Regions from separate parts of the Mus musculus genome. Here region 2 is linked to region 1. Evidence: chromatin contacts called from ENCODE Hi-C or POLR2A ChIA-PET data. All regions are on one chromosome and are shown on one strand. The core of a region is the stretch at or near the end of the contact, and the rest is flanking DNA. Distances in the headings are between cores, read along the strand shown.

Region 1 (2,667 bases), core at 89-2,588:
GACAGGCGTGGTGGCACATGCCTTTAATCCCAGCACTCGCACTCGGGAGGCAGAAGCAGGCAGATTTCCGAGTTCGAGGTCAGCCTGGTCTACAAAGTGAGTTCCAGCAGGACAGCCAGGGCTACACAGAGAAACCCTGTCTCGAAAAACCAAAAAAAAAAAAAAAAAAGAAAAAAAAAGAAAAGAAAAAAAGAGCACTGTCTGTTCTTCCAGAAATTGATAACCAGCAATCACATGGTGGCTCACAGCCATCTATACTGGGATCTGGTGCCCTCTGCTGGTGCACAGGTGTACATGCCGCGAGACCACTCATGCTAAAATAAAATAAATCTTTTTTTGGTCTTGTGAGATGGCTTTGCAGCCAAGTCAAAAACCTTAGTTCCTGGAACCTTTATGACTGAGGGAGAGAGCAGGTTCCCAAATGCTGTCCTCTGGCTTACACACACACACTGAGGTGAAAACACACAATCAATCCATCAATCAATCAATGTTTTAAAATTTTTCCCTTTTTTTTTGGGGGGGGGGAAGAGTACTGTGAATTCAGGGTCTTGTATAGGCTACGCATGCACTCCACCACTATGCTTCCCTACCACTTTTCTTTTTTGGGGGGAGTTCGAGACAGGGTTTCTCTGTATAGCCCTGGCTGTCCTGGAACTCACTTTGTAGACCAGGCTGGACTTGAACTCAGAAATCCTCCTGCCTCTGCCTCTGGAGTGCTGGGATTAAAGGCGGGTGCCACCATGCCCGGCTGCCTCCCACTTTTTAAAAGGCACAGACTGATCAAGAATGGAAGGAAATGTATAATATTATCAGTATTTGGGAAAACAGGACTTAAAAAAAAAAAACCAACTCATCTCTTGTGTCTGTATTTTTTAATTTCCCCAGTGCCAGGGACTGTTCACTGATCGCCATAAACACCTTCTGTAATAGCAGACATCACCCCACCCTGCATCGGTCCTGCCTGGGGAAAGGTGGGGGCCGTGGGGGAGAAATAAAAACCGATGAAGAACGTGATTCCGAAATATCTGTTGGTTTCAACCTGCAGGCTGTGGGTCGGAGAAGCTTCTGGAAGGTCCACCCACTGTGTCTCTCTGCCTCAGAGTTTCCTCAAAGCTACTTTGATTCCCCTCTCACCTTGCCTGTTTAGCAAGAAACGCAGTAGCAGATGTTATTTTCCCAAGAAAAGTTCAAAGCACAAAGAGCCAGCCTCTGGCTTCTGCTCCCTGCCCTCCATCCCCTCACCTGATGAAAGCCTTTGATATGCGTTTGTCACAAGGACCTCTGGGTCTCAACCCCCTAGGGCCTGGGCGGGGCTCTGCTCGGAGTTGCTTAAGCCTCCCTGCTGGCTCCTTTGCCACGCTGGGACCACGTGCCTAACACCAGCCTTGCAGCAAATAATGACATAGACGACAGACAGAGGCAGTCCTTCAGGAACCTTTGGCTTCTCCTCTAGAGGAAAAACTGAGCTCATCTTGAGAAAGGGATGAGCTCGGGGCGATACAGCAGAGTCTGGATTCCGCAGCAATCTGCTCACTGGCCTGAGAGAAAAATTACAGGATTTCTGTAGGCTTAGGTCTCTCAAAGTTTGGCACTTTTCTCACATAAATGCCACAAGAAACTCCCCATGCCTGGGTGGGTTTCCTCGTGAGCTCTCCCGGGGGCTTGGGAGGGCCAGCCTGAGCCCGGGGGCGGAGCAAGCATTGTGTTCTGGCCACTTCAAGGAGGAGATCTAGGGAAGTCTGAAGCTGACGGAGGGAAGGTCGGAATTGGCCACCACTAAAGAGCCACCGCTTCAGAAGGGAACTTGGGAGTTAGCTGAGTGAAGAGATGGTATCTCTGACCAACAAGGAGAATGTTGCCCTACTGCTGTGACATTTTGAGGTGGAACAACAGCAAAAGGGGAACAGGGAAGGACAGGGAGGATCCTGGCTCCCCACTGCCTTAGAGTTAGAGCCTTGAGTGACTGAGTGAAGTAGTGTCTCATGTAGCCCAGGCTGGCTCCGAATTCCCCTATGTAACCAAGGATAACTTTTAACTTTTTATTTTTTTAAGATTTATTTGGTTTTATTTATGTGTGTGCTTGTGCTGGTACGTGCACGTGAGTGCTGGTACCCCTGGAAGCCAGAGGCATTGATTGGGTCTCCTCTGCAAGAGCAGAGTATGCAATGCTCTTCACTGTTTGGTTTCAGGCAAGGGACTGAGGTGTATACTTTACATATCAAAGCCGACCTGGTCTCCAGGTCCTCCCAGCAGTCCTCAATCCCACCTGGTATACCCTGCCCCCAATCCTGAATTTGCAGCCCAAGGCTGGGCTGCCCTTCCCCCAGAGGCTCCTCTCTATATAATTCAGATATTTTATGCTCCAGAGCGCTCGCGCGCGCTCTCTCTCTCTCTCTCTCTCTCTCTCTCTCTCTCTCTCTCTCTCTCTCTCTCACTGGGCGGGCACACACACATATAGTCAAGCTCGCAAACACACATGTCCCATAGTAACTCCCCTGGCCTCAATCCCTGGGGCCAGTAAATTTGCCCTAGAGCAGTTTCCCAGACCCAGCTGGCTCCATCCTGATCAAGCAGAGGAAGTAGGCTCCACTAGAGGGAGCAGGTGGTTACTTCCCGTAGTTCCCTCCCCCATACTGCACCCAAAAGAGCCCCTAATCCAGCTCACTC
Region 2 (2,667 bases), core at 96-2,595, 37 kb before region 1:
ATAGTCCTTTAGTAAAAGAATATGGATACACTTCAAGTGGAAAAAGTTATTTAAAAAAAAAAAAAAAAAAGATACAGGATGAAGCTTTGGAGGGGAAAAAAATTTGCTTCTTTTACCTAAAATTGAAAATATTTTCTTTCAGCAACAGATTAGAAAATAGTCTTCAACCTTAAACATAATAAACTCATCTATTCTACACTGATTAGTCTTACTTTCAAAAATAAAAGAAGGGAGAAAAAAATCAAGGAGGGGGGGAAAAAAGCTATTCATATGAGTGAAGAGAGCAAAATCAAGAACAAACTAGGCCAGATAACGTCTCCCTCTTCCCCCGGCTGCTCCCGGCATCCACTATCTCTGAAGTTACACTTCTGATTATCCTAATGGCTTGTCTAAAAAGTGTAACTTTGCAAGGGAGAAAGGATGCCAATTTCGGAGCTCAACAAAAAAAAAAAAAAAAAAAAAAAAAAACAAGGTTCCCAACCCAAAAGGAATCTGAAGGCTCTGGCTTCCAGCCCTGTCTGTGAGGACCCTCAGCAAAGGCCAGGGGGCAGAAGACTCAACTCATTTTGGGGAGAGAAATCACAGTTCCTACTTAGGACTATGTGTCCGAGCCCTTGAGGGTAAAGAGAGAGAAGGAAAGAAAGGGGCCTTTGGAGACACCTCCAGGAAGAGACTGTGCATTTGTTTTTGTAGATGTGCTCACGGGCCACGCATGTCCCAGGAGGGGGGCGGGGAGAGGGGGACCACAGTGAATCTTGAGCAGAGCCCTCTGCTGGGGAGGGGCGCCCCCTGACCCACTTTCGTGCTGTCCCCTGCCCTGGGGTCGCCGCCCCACCCTGGGTGGAAATGCTAACCCGGAGGGCTGCACCGCGCGCGGCGTGGGAGGCCGCCCGCTCCCCACCCTAAGCCGCGACCCTGGGGCGCGGGGCGTGCGGGGACCCCAGGGTCGGCCCGTGCCGGAGCAGCCTCGCGCGGGCTCCCGGGTCCCCCCGAACCTCGGGCGTGTGCAAGGACCCTCGGGCCACCGCCTGGGTCCCTGGCACCTCAGCCCCCCAGCGGAGGGAAAAGGAGATTGAGGAGGGGAAGAAACAGTAAACAGCTCCAGCGTCCGGGCCTCGCCTCTGAGAGAGCCCCGCTCCCCAGGCCCTGCCGGCGGCCGGCGGGATCCCCCGCTGTCCCCGGGGCCGCGCTGTCCCGGACCCGGAGCACCCGAGGAGAGTCCGGGCCTCTCCCCGGATGGCTCTGGAGGCTCCTGAAGCGACCCGGGCAGCGGAGAACGGGGAAGTCAGGACTTACCTGTCATTACTTTCTACGCCATCTTGGATCCACTTGTCAACGTCCCCACAAAGCATTATGGGTAAGAAAGAGCCTTTAAAGTGACTCCCCCCCCCCCTCGGCCCCCGACTCCCGCCTCCCGCCGCCGGCGCCGCCCCCTCCGGCTGCACCTCCCTCCGGAAAGTTGGCCCCAGAGGCCCGCCCGGCCCCCTTCAGCGCCTGCGAGACTTCTCAAGGAACACCCCTACTCACACACCCAGTTTTCCAACTGTGCCTTTGGGGTGCTCTCTCTTCCCCCCACCCCCGTCCCTATCTCCCCCATTCCTTACGCGAGCTGCTGTCTGCCCCGCCGCGATCCTGCCCTAGTAGCCAGATACCCTACTCCTGCATTCAATCAACACGGCGTGTCCCGGACGCGGGTGGTGTGTGAGCCGGCTAGCGGATGCATAGATGTATGCAGGGATGCATGAGCGCATGAATGCGCACGCCTGCGAGCGGTTCCCCCAGCTCCAGGTCCTTGCTACCGCTCGCGCTTCCCGCCCCGGGGCATCCGCCAGGCATGTCGCACTCGCGCGCGGGGACAGTGTCGGTATCCTAAGAAGCCACTCTGGGGCCCTAGGATCCCAGGAACTCGGTGAAACGCCGAGTCAATCCGCCCGCAAAGCTGCAATTGGGATCTGGGAAGGTTAAGCTAAATGCAACTTTTACCCCAGTTTACTCGCGCGGTCCCCTCCTCTTGGCCGGTAATGTGATCTGCGACCCTCTAGGTCGGAGGACCCCCTCCCCTAGGAATGTGGCTTTAGAATTCAGCCGGGTTAGAGTCCAAATTGTGGACTGTGACTTCCCCATGCAGGTAACTCAAGAGAACCCGGCTGCAGAGTCCGGGTGGGGCGTGGATGCGCGCCTGGGCCGGGAGGGGGTCCCCCGGGTGGGTTGGGGGGTAGTGCCTACCGCGTTTCAACTGTCCTGTTCCCACAAGGCGGCGACCCCAGGCGGCGGGACAAGGTAGAGGGCGGGCGCCACGCTGGCTCTGGGCAGAGAGAGGAGGGGGATGTCCAGAGTGGCTTGGAGGCGACCAGGACGCAGGAAGTAGGAGGCGACCGTGCGCCGGCAACAGACCTTTGCGAGCATCCCGCGGGCATCTGCTTTCTGGTTGCAAGACAAGCCCAGCGCTTTCCCCGCCCCTCCCGCGTTGCTTCAGGCGAGCAACACCTAGCTCAGGTGACCACCCCTTTTGCTCCATGAAGTACCAGCTCCTTGCAGCCCTAGTCCTGCCAGAAATGTAGGTCTGTTCATTAACTCCCCACCCCCACCCTATACATTCTCTTCCTCCAGTGTCAGCACTGCTGAGTTTGAGGACCTCTAGATGCTCGCCTCCCCGGAGCAAGATTT

What was found. Hi-C counts contacts between places; a loop is a spot of excess contacts on that map. ChIA-PET counts read pairs that join two places held with the same protein, here RNA polymerase II (POLR2A).
Region 2: a loop to region 1 is called in a map of heart, with 4 times the contacts of the local background. The contact joins the promoter of Helz here to the enhancer-like site in region 1. A Hi-C loop is called at or near these places in 13 of 37 maps with a recorded cell type or tissue (CH12.LX, Patski, T-helper 17 cell and 7 more). POLR2A ChIA-PET finds 5 or more read pairs at or near these places in 5 of 5 experiments (Patski and embryonic stem cell).

The regions. Positions count from the first base shown.
Region 1 is chr11:107,509,747-107,512,413 of GRCm38, reverse strand. No RefSeq gene overlaps it. Among named protein-coding and RNA genes, the nearest start is that of A830035A12Rik, 23 kb to the left of the region's middle. Within about 2 kb of position 1,338, at least 1 of the 3 ENCODE cell types and tissues checked has a DNase peak (open chromatin) inside an H3K27ac peak, as active enhancers do; it is heart, where a contact is called at or near this core.
Region 2 is chr11:107,546,611-107,549,277 of GRCm38, reverse strand. Helz (helicase with zinc finger domain) reads right to left here and starts at 1,345. Exons shown (of 33, transcript NM_001368755.1): 1 at 1,297-1,345. Gm39426 (a long non-coding RNA gene) reads left to right here and starts at 1,284. Exons shown (of 3, transcript XR_003949607.1): 1 at 1,284-1,357; 2 at 2,255-2,496; 3 at 2,611-2,667.